Regions from separate parts of the Mus musculus genome. Here region 2 is linked to region 1. Evidence: chromatin loops called from intact Hi-C (ENCODE). Cell type or tissue: heart. All regions are shown on one strand.

The links. A loop is a pair of places that touch in the nucleus more often than their neighbours do. Peaks named below come from ENCODE experiments on the same cell type or tissue, not always from the same donor. Only the 100,000 strongest peaks of a DNase experiment are listed, where the experiment ranks them.
Region 2: a loop joins it to region 1, with 3 times the contacts of the local background. A loop is called at or near these places in 5 of 42 quality-filtered maps.

The regions. Positions count from the first base shown.
Region 1 is chr3:121,169,057-121,174,056 of GRCm38, forward strand. It overlaps Rwdd3 (RWD domain containing 3), which reads right to left and starts at 2,639. Exons shown (of 5, transcript NM_028456.3): 1 at 2,536-2,639. The coding sequence starts at 2,620. In heart, a CTCF peak has its summit at 2,675 (motif pointing right); a DNase peak (open chromatin) is centred at 2,665; H3K4me3 peaks cover 1,206 bases; H3K27ac peaks cover 1,010 bases.
Region 2 is chr3:121,425,151-121,430,150 of GRCm38, forward strand. Cnn3 (calponin 3, acidic) reads left to right here and starts at 1,391. Exons shown (of 7, transcript NM_028044.2): 1 at 1,391-1,678. The coding sequence starts at 1,622. In heart, CTCF peaks have their summits at 1,917 and 4,245 (motif pointing right); DNase peaks (open chromatin) are centred at 1,161, 2,051, 2,611 and 3,291; H3K4me3 peaks cover 4,353 bases; H3K27ac peaks cover 4,101 bases.

The sequences.
Region 1 (5,000 bases):
CACACGTGTATGCTTGAAGGGGAATGCGGACCTCCCACCACCAACTCGATTGTTCTGAATATAAGCCGGATCCCACCCACACTATTGCCACTGTTTTGTTTTTTTTTTTTCTCAGCATCATGGATTGTCTTACTGTAAGAACGTTTCCTGCACCAGCCCCTTTCCTACAGAGGAGTGGGACCCAGTGCCAAACCCAACCCTGTGGAGCTTGGTGGTGATGTAATCTATGTGACCATCAGTGATCCTCAATGCAAACTAAGCTAAGCAAGCCTCTCCTTAAAACCCACGTGAAGATCAAGGTGACCACACCAACCCTGGCACCTGGACTGACTCGTGGGATGGAGAAGAACAGAATATCCCTGATTTGGCTACTCCACTGCTTTCCCAAGCTGGGAATATGGTGTTTACATTATTTCCAGCCCTAAGAGACTGTTACACACAGCGCCTCTTCCTTTGAACTTACTCTAACATGAGTGGCCAGGATGCAAACTCCCTCAAAACTCTTAAAAGAAATTACTCCCCACTAAACTGAACCCATCTATTCAAGACTTTTCGGCTCAGGGCCTCAAGAGCTGGCCGTTGGGGTCAACCCAGGTCTTCCTGTCTTACAGAGAAATGTAGGCCCTCTGCAATATTCTTCTAATCTCACTTAAGACAGGAGAGACTTATCTGGTGGAGGCCAGGGAAGAAATGATGGGTACAGAGTGACACCCTGAAACCCGAACTGCCGCTGGCAGCGAGGGTAGAAGCCACGAAGCCTGCTACACTTGGTGTTTGCCTCACTCACAGCTCCCGAGTGTGTCAATCATTCCTGCTTCAATCGCTGAACTGTTCTACTCTTCAGTGAACCTTCTAGAAAACAAAATGTCCGAAGCTGTTACACTGAATTCCTTTATAATTCAATTACTTATTGATGCCAGAACACTGAATTAAATTAATTAGGAGGCATGACTTGAAGTCATGCTCAATTTAAGAGCAGATAAAGAGCCGCAGTGTTCAGAGTATTAAGACAACCCCCTCCCCCTCTCTCTCAGCACTTCTTTTTGGGGGGTTTCTCTGACCTATCAACAGTATCTGATTGGTCATAATGCAAACCACCACCATTTTTTTAAAATGTCATAGGACATCACAGGTTCGTTTCTCCCAGATATTGGCAAGTAAGTCACGATACAAGAACTCGGAGACACGAGTGATCCCTTTAAATAGCTGCCTCCGGCAGAAGCAATTACCAATAGAGAGAATTGTGGAGACAGGAGATGCTAACCGATCAGGATGCTACCCAATCACAAGAGGGTGGCAAATCCCTACAATAAATCCTTTCATAGGGGTCTTAAGGAAGTTTCAAAAATATACAAGACAGGTCTAGGCACTTAAGAAGAGAGCAACTCCATTTTTCTAGAAAGTTCACATGGCCTGAAACGTCAAATCACCACAAAGATCTGTAGATGTGTGCATGCAAGAAGGCATAGGAGAAAGGGGTCACTGACTTATCTTATGGAAACCCAAAGCCCTCCTAATCATAGATATAGCTTCCTTAGGTCTAGCACATCTCACACTGTCTTCCTAGAGCTAAGCCAATTTATGGTCAGAAAAGCCATTACAATCGTAGTTACATTGTAACAGTAGAGGGATGGCTCTCACTGACCTCAAAATGTACATGACATATTTGACAGCTCAGCGAGGGTGAGAATAATTTGCATCAGCACATTTTCCCAAAAGGGGGAAATTGGGGGCACTCAGTGGTTAAGAGCACTGACTATTCCCTGGGTTCAGTTCTCAGCACCTTTAAGGCAAGGCTCTCAAACCCTCGGTAACTCCTAGCCCCTGAACGTCCTATTCAGGCCTCCCAGGCACACTCAGCATACAGGTCTATACAGGCATGCAAAACACTCATACATACGCCAAAAAAAAATTTAAAAGTGTGTGAGTGGAGCGTCTGGGTTCCTTAACGGAAGCCAAGACAAGAATGAAATTTTAGCTTTTTAAAACAATTAATAATAACAACAATAGTAATAGCTTTACAGACTATAAACTCTCAGAGGGTCGGTGCCCTGCCTGGGTTAGAAGAGAAGGTCTCCATGCTGCGTCCAGCAGAAGTCTGGAATCGGCTGCCATTTTTCAGCAGCCTGGAAAACGTAAAAATAAAAATATTTTTAAGTAAAACAACAAAAAAAATTAATAATAAAGTCAAAGGCAATTAACTCTGGAGAGTTCAAACCTTAACAAGCATTTCCTGACTGCCTTCCACGTGGCTGACAACCAACTACAGCGTCCTGTTGTCAGGGACGTGATACACAAATGCTTATGGTGGATGCCGACTATTTGGAGGAGCTGGGTTTCACGAGGAGGGCACTGCGCACCGTCTAGTTGCGGGAGAGCACGGGGTAGGGGGGCGGAGAGGGCGAGCTCAGGGGAGGGCACTGCAAGCGCAGGCCAACCCCACCCCCCAGTCCCCTCCTACTCCTGTCCAGGGCCACAAGACACCGGGTCCCCGACTCCCCGCAGTGGCCGCAGGGTGAGAGGCAGGGTATTCACCTGAACAGCTCAACATCTCCCACTCGTTGGGCCCGCAGAAGATCGCGGCCAGCGCCGAGAGCTCCTGCCGCACCTCCTCCACCATATCCGTGCGACCAGAACCCAAAGCCACTTCCGCCGCCTCCCGGAGCAAAGCTCCCCTACGGTCACTGGGGGGCGCCCCGGCCTCACAGCCAGGTCGGCTGCGGATGGCGCCGGGCGGGGGGCGGGGAGATGGGCGTGTTTATGGGCGTGGCATGTGTCCGCCCAGAACCTTCTGAGTTTTGGCCTCTGTGGTTTTCTGGATCAGAGAGAGACCTGTAAAGCCCCAAAGTCCCCTACAAGAACAACCAGGCTGTGAACCCACCGTGCTTCACCAGGCTAGGAGGAAATGGAGAGAGTAAAAAAAACCTAAACAAACAAGAAAAGCCAAACAAGGCGAACGAGCCCTTGTCAGGCTTTTGAACTTTGTGTCCTGAGATCCCACAGTGAGCAAAACACAAATTCCATGTCCTCATGAGGGTCAGTGACCCTCGTGGTCAGGATATTTCAGAAAAGAGAACGATAATGACCTCCAGGATACTGACCTGGTTGGTCACTAGCCTCGGGATTACACACAAGGTCTAGATTCCAGGGCCTCTTTCCAGTCCAAGATGAAGAAGAGGGAAGACTGAGATGAGACTCCTTAGAGATGGGGTCCAAAGCCAAAAACTAGCTTTACAGTGATTTGATTTGAGTTGATTTGATTTGGTTCGGTTTGGTTCGGTTCAGGTGATATTCGATGCATATAACATAATGTGTCTATTACCTCTCTGATCCCTGAAGCTTAATGGTGAAATCACCATCTTTGAATCTTGACCTAAATTTCAAAACACTCGCAGTAACAATAGGATAACAGAATGAGTGATGCATCTGTTTCAACCTCGACTTTAGTAAGCAAAATTAATTTGTGGTAAGTAGTTCTGTCTAGGTGCATTTGACTCCCCCCGCCCCCAAAATAAAAATTTTTAATTCTGCAGCTCCCAAGAGTCCTTTGGCTCACTCGGGGAGGTCTCATGCCACTGGTTTGTATCAGAAATAACATTCTGTGAGTTCATCAAAGAATTTAAGTAGGTCTTCAGTGACTCCTTTCACTGACTTCTACAAGTCAGAATAATTTTAACTGGGCCACGTTACTATCCCAATCATCATTTCTATTGCTAAAAGGGCAATTTGAAAAAAGGAAGAGAAATTGGCTTCCAAGAAGAGAAAGGAAATCTGATGAGATAGACAAGAAAAGCTTTTCCAGGGATGCCCTGAGATTTCAGTGACCCCAGGCAATTAGGAACCGTGCTGTGCAAATAATTAGAAAGATAAAGGTTTATTTAAACACATGATTATCTATAATGTAACCAATTTGTATTAGAAGAAAGAAAAAAAAAATAGTTCCTTTGAGTTATTTCCAAAATAGCAGTTCAAGCAAGTTCAGTGGGTTCATAATTAACTGTTAGAGAGATTTGGGGAAAAGATTACACTTTTTGATTTACAGCACCACTCTGTTATTCAATTTTCAGTTTAAAGTCCAATGTTACTGCTAAAAGTAATGGAAAATATTAATTTGATTATTTGTCATATTTGTTAAATGGTCCACACAATAATTGAATAGCCCTCATCCTGTTTTAATTTTTCAAATTCAATGTGTGATATGAACGAAATAACACGAACAGCGTGATTTCATTGTCAGCAGGATTAGGAGGCGATCACCGGAGCCTACTGTCAGTAAGGGGTCCATGGGAATTGATGTAAAAGTACAGCCATCTATTATCATACTTAAAATTTTCTGGTCAGTGGGTTTCTTCTTTGCTTTCCTTTCTCCGTTGATTCCTTAACCTGCTTTTCATACTTCATTTAGCATGCTTAAATAAAAAGTTCATGTGAATTGTCTTCTAAATTGACACTACCCGGAGACACTGAAATCCCTCGAATACATTTCTTGCACTCTGACATTTAGAAGTAATCATCACAGAGGCAGCGTGATGTCTGCTTGGCATTTCTCACACAACGGAAATAGCAGGTACCTGGCAGATCTCTGAAGCTACGGCACCATAATCATTTTTCTTGTAATAAGATTTCTTCTAGTCAGCGGCTACTGAAATTCTAGATATTTAAATGTGAAGTGGATGTGAACAGTGAGAGTATATTATCCACCTCTATCCCCACCTCCCACAAATACGCACACCAGTGTGTGATTTGCTAAAACAGTGCTACCTCTCCATGCATTTCTCCTAAAGCGCAGTGTACCCAAGACTGGAATAGGAGGGGACTCGTACCCTCTCACCCCCAGTTAAAACCACTAACCCAGGAAGTCAGTGTGGACAGGTAGTTCTTTTAATTTTCCCAGAACAGCTCTACTGACTGTCAAAACCCACTTTCACGAGCAAACAGGACCCAACTTGAAGCCAATTGGGAAAGGTGAAACGTTACTTATCCTGAGAAAAAGCTGAGTG
Region 2 (5,000 bases), 260 kb after region 1:
TCAGCTGACAGAAATTCTGTGCCTTTTTCTTTTCTCTGTAGCTTAGGCAGACCTCTGGTTCTATCCCAACACAGCAATCCTCTTTGTGCTGGGATAGAGTGCTTGAGACACTATGCCACACTCCCTTATTTCTATCCCAGAAAGGTTCAACTTGGGCTATTTGGGCTTCTCTTTTCCATGCAAGTGGCTGACCCTGGTCCTGTAGTCTCTTCTGGAATGTCAGCTGTATTTGGGAAACATAAACCAACATACTGACACCCAGAGGACTAAAACCTGTCCTAGATGTGCCCCAAGACACCAAGGCAAGCGGTGACACTCTGGAGGCAGTGATAGCTGTCATTATTAGGAATCTCTGAGTTGCAGCCTTCAAGCCACTAAAACGGATCTGAAGTCTACCGAGTAAGTTTTGGGAAAGTGAATGAGCTAATCTTTCAAAGACATATAGCCCAGTGTAGTGCCAGGAACACAGGCAGGGGACAGCGTGCTCTCTGTTCTCACCTTTCCTCTATCAGTTTGCCTTTGAGATCAGAAGAAAGGAAAGGGGACGGAAAAGAATACAGAGTGCTGATTCAAAGAGATTAAAAAACAAACCAAAGCAGGTAGACTTCTCAGTCAAGGCAGTCCTCTAATTAAAAACAAATAAACTACCTAGCCTTTTGGGCTGGCTGAACCCCCGGTGAAGGTGCTTGCCAAGGGCAACTGGTGGGACTCCAGAAAAGGACCCAAAAAGCTGTACCCCCTCCCCCCAAAACCTGGCTGTGCCACAACACTTTCCCAATTTCTTTCGCTCTGCATTCAAAGTTTAGACAGGATGAGCAGGACTTTGGCAAAGAGCGTTGACCGAGGCAGAGGTCAGCCCCACAGGTGCGGCAGCTGCGTGGGGAGGGAGACTTGGCAGATGTCCACGCAGGCCTCCCCCCCCCGCCCCCGGCCTGGCACGTGGATTCGAAGGCTGCTCCCCGGGTTTCCAGCGCAACATCTGGGCGCGCTGTAGCCCGGGAGGAGACGGATGGAGTGGCCGGTCAGCGGCGGGCCAGCTCGGGGAGCTTCCTGTCCCCCTCCACCGTCGGAGCGCCACAGATGCCTGGGAGTTGATGAGAACCAAGGCGGCTGAGAAGCCCCTAGGCGCCGGGGCGGGGCGGTCGCAGCCCGCTGACCAGCGGGGAGGAGGGGCGCCGAGGTCCTAGGTGGCGTGAGGGCGGGGCCGGGGGCTGGGACCCCGCGGGAGGGAGCGCCGCGCCCGCCGCGCTGCCATTGGCCGGGAAGCCTTGGAGCAGGCGAGGGGGGAGGAGGCGGCGCTCATTGGTCGGGCTCGCCGGCCAATCCCTGGAGGCCCGGGGGTGGGTGGGGGGAGACCAGGCTGGGGGCAGAGCGTGCGGAGCCGCGGAGCGGGCAGCGAGCAGGGCAGCCGGTCCCAGTCCAGAGCGACCCGGAGCCTCCGCGGGACTCGAGTCCTAGCGAACCTCGAAGCATCATCCGCGTCCGTCTGCGGCGTTCGGGCTTCTCCGGCGCCGCGCAGGGGAGCGAGCTCGTGCATCACCCGCGCGGCCGCCGCTGGGGCTAAGAGCAGGGACACCGAGGGTGACTGACCGCTAGAACTCTTCCAGTCGTCCAAACAGCCATGACCCACTTCAACAAGGGCCCTTCCTACGGGCTCTCCGCCGAAGTTAAGAACAAGGTACGCGCGCGGGCGGGCTGGGGGTTTGCCGCGGCGGTGGGGGCGCTGGGAGCCGCCGCGGAGAGACGTCGAGGCTGCGGGAGAGAGAGATGCTCCTCGGCTCGCGGAGCCTGGCTCGCACGCGTTGGTGCTGGCTTTGTTCCCGCGCCGCGGCCCCGGCGGGCGGTGGGGGTTCCCGGACGCCTGGAGTCCCGCAGCGCCGCAGGGCCCGCTCCAAGGCTGTAGGGTGCGCCCCTCCGGGAAGGGGGCGCTCCTGAGTGGCCTGTGGCCCTTAGGCGGGGCCCTGCCTTACGGCTGGGTCTCCGGGAGTTGCCGCCCCCGCCATCCGCCTGGGCTGGGGCTGCCGCGGGACCCTGCGTCTCCTCCCATTCCATCCTGGCCCCCTCCTCCCACAAGCGAAGTTGGGCGGTTACGTGGCCAACCCGGGCCCCTCATTGTTCCTTTCCTCCTCCTCCTCCATGGGAGAGTGTCCCGCCGACCCCTGGGACCCGCGGGCGGAAAGGGAGCCCGTCGGTGGTGCCTTGATGCAATCGCCGCTGGTGCGGGAAGCCCAGACAAAGCCTGAACGCGCAGCCTGCGAGCCGGATCAGCTGTAGATGAGAGACTTAGAAATGCAATCCTGAGAAGTTTGCAGCGCGTTGAATTGTCACGATATCTCGGCAGGGTCGCTTTTGTTCGAGGTTTATTTGCTGTGGCGGGTTGCAATTTTGGAGTGATTGGAATCTGGCTGCGTTGCTTTGCTGTGTACTCATCTCAAGAATGCACCAGGGTTTATCTTTCAGACTTTTGGCCTGGAAAAGAGATGAGAGGCGCCCCCCTCCCCAAATCCTCTCTTTCCTTCCTCCCTGCCTGCATTCCAAGTCCATGACATCAGGGGTTTCGGGGAGTGGGGGTGACCAGCCAATCGGCGTGGAACTGCGCACAGACCGCTCATTGTCTCCCTTTTGCTGTTCCGGCCAAAGCGCCACAAAGGAGGGCTGCTGTGGTTTAATTCCCATTAACTTCCCGGGAGCCGAAGCATGTCAGGATTGTCACCAAGCTGTCCCACCTCCGGTAGAATAGTTTGGCATCATCAGGGCTACGAACACCCCTGGAGTTGCGGGTGGCTGGGGTGTGAAGGGAATTTCATAGAAGTAATGAAGCGTACCGTTGTTAGACCCAAGCGAGAGTGGTTTATTCTTTCCTGATGTATCTAGCGCACCCCTTTGTAGTTCATCTAGAAGATTCTAAACAGTCTTTGAAGCTAGGGACTAAATTTTATTCTGTGTTCAAAAATTGTAATCTTTGGGGGTTTTTAACCTTTTCAAATGTTTTGTCTGTATAAAAGTTTTCCTAAAGAGGCAGAAAAGTTAGTTTGGACGACAGCACTCACCAACTGAAAACTTTCTTGCAAAATAGCGGTCCTTCGAAGTTTATAGCTCCAGCTTTAGGAAGTTAAGGGCGTTGGCGTGTGAGAACTGGGTGGTTTGTGCCCGGTGCCGCTGGGCGCATGATTTGCAATTCCCTCTGGGATTCTGGCGCCCACTGAGTCTCTTTACCTTTGCATTGTAAATGAGGGACTGGTGACTTTGGCAGCCCTACAAGTGACTTGACTTTTCCTGGTTCTTGGTATCCAAGCTGGCTTTCTTTTTGCTGACTGGAGTCATTGCTTCTCCCCCTTGTAGTTCATATTGAGCCAACAACTCCAGGAAATGCAGAGACTCAGGCTGGATGGATCACTGTAACTGTAAGAGTTGGAAACAGTAACTCCTCAGGGTTTTTTGGTTTTTTTTCTTGTTGTTTTCGAGACAGGGTTTCTCTGTCTAGCCCTGGCTGTCCTGGAACTCACTTTGTAGACCAGGCTGGCCTCGAACTCAGAAATCCACCTGCCTCTGCCTCCCTAGTGCTGGGATTCAAGGTGTGAGCTACCACGCCCGGCAACTCCTCAGTTTTTTTAAGACACTTTGGAATGTTGTTAAGGCTGGAGGGATTAAACGCCAAGCCCATTTAAAAGAACGAAATAAAACGAAACATCCCCATTCATTTATGTAGGGGTGTCACCCAGGACCCTTTCCTAAAAATTCCTTTTGATCTCCCCAGAAGAGGTGCTCTGTGATGTGGGAGCACCCCTGGGTTTTCTGATCAGGGTGTGACTGGCCCAAGGTCACTGAAGAAACTTAGAGTATTCTAAGAATTTCAACAAGCAGTGTCTTAGTTAAGCACTTAGGTTCAACCCCAGGACCGGTTGCCTGCCCCCGCCCATCCCCTATTTCGGTCATCCACCTGTTACTACTTGACATTGTAACGATTCCTGTAATGATATTTATCATCTGTTCTGGGCCCTGAAACCAAATCTTCATGCTTGAATGAGATGTTGGTTTTTGGCCAAGGGTGTAGGATTGTTGGACAAAAAGGATAGGATGTACGGAAACACGGATTTGACATTATATCTTTACAGTCACGCCTGCTTTTTTTTTTTATCATGTGTAATTTATGACTTGATTAAACACCAGAATTTTGTTTTACCATTTTGTGTGTATGGGTGTTTTGTTTGCATCTATGTACGTGTACTGTGGGCCTACAGTGCCTGCCTCTGAAGGCCAGAAGAGGGCTTTGCATTCCCTGGAGCTGGAGTTGAGGATTTGAACCACCAGGTCGGTCCTGGTTGGGGGGGGGGGGGGTAAGATCTAACCCAGGTTCTCTGCAAGAGCAACAGTACTTGTAAGTATTTAACTGTAGCTCCAGTCCCCCTAATTTTGTGTCTTAAAATATCATTTAAGTCTTGAGGAGGTAGTGTGGAGTGAAGAGTTCAGCAGATGTAAATTCTAGGTCCCCCTTGGCCAGTTCCTGCTTCTGATGATGTGGGCTGTCTGTTGGCATCCCGATCAACCAAGTGGAAGAAAATATTACCATCCCTGAAATACGTTGTCTTGGAGGAGCGGCTGCTTCTATTGTTCAGTGACTGTCTTGTGAGTGTCAGCTCTTAGTCAGAGGGGCTTGTTGGCTGTTTCCTTTCTTGAGTTGTCTGTCTGCTCTCTTAAGTAACCACTTTGTATCCCAAAGCTTATACTGGTGAAAGCAGTCCACTAGTGGATTGAAGGAATCTTTGATCTTAAATACTTACAATCAGTAAAATTCCTAGGCAGCATCTTTGAAAATAACATTTATCTGGAAAGATGCCAATGCATTGCAGAAACATATAAGCTTCTTTAAAAGGGCAGGGGGGGTGGCGGCAAGAAAATATGAAAACCTGGATTAGAAAAAAATAGACTTGTTGCGTTGCGAACACATTCGCTGTTTCTGCTTTGCTTTTTTGAGACTGATTATCACTGAGTTAAGGCTG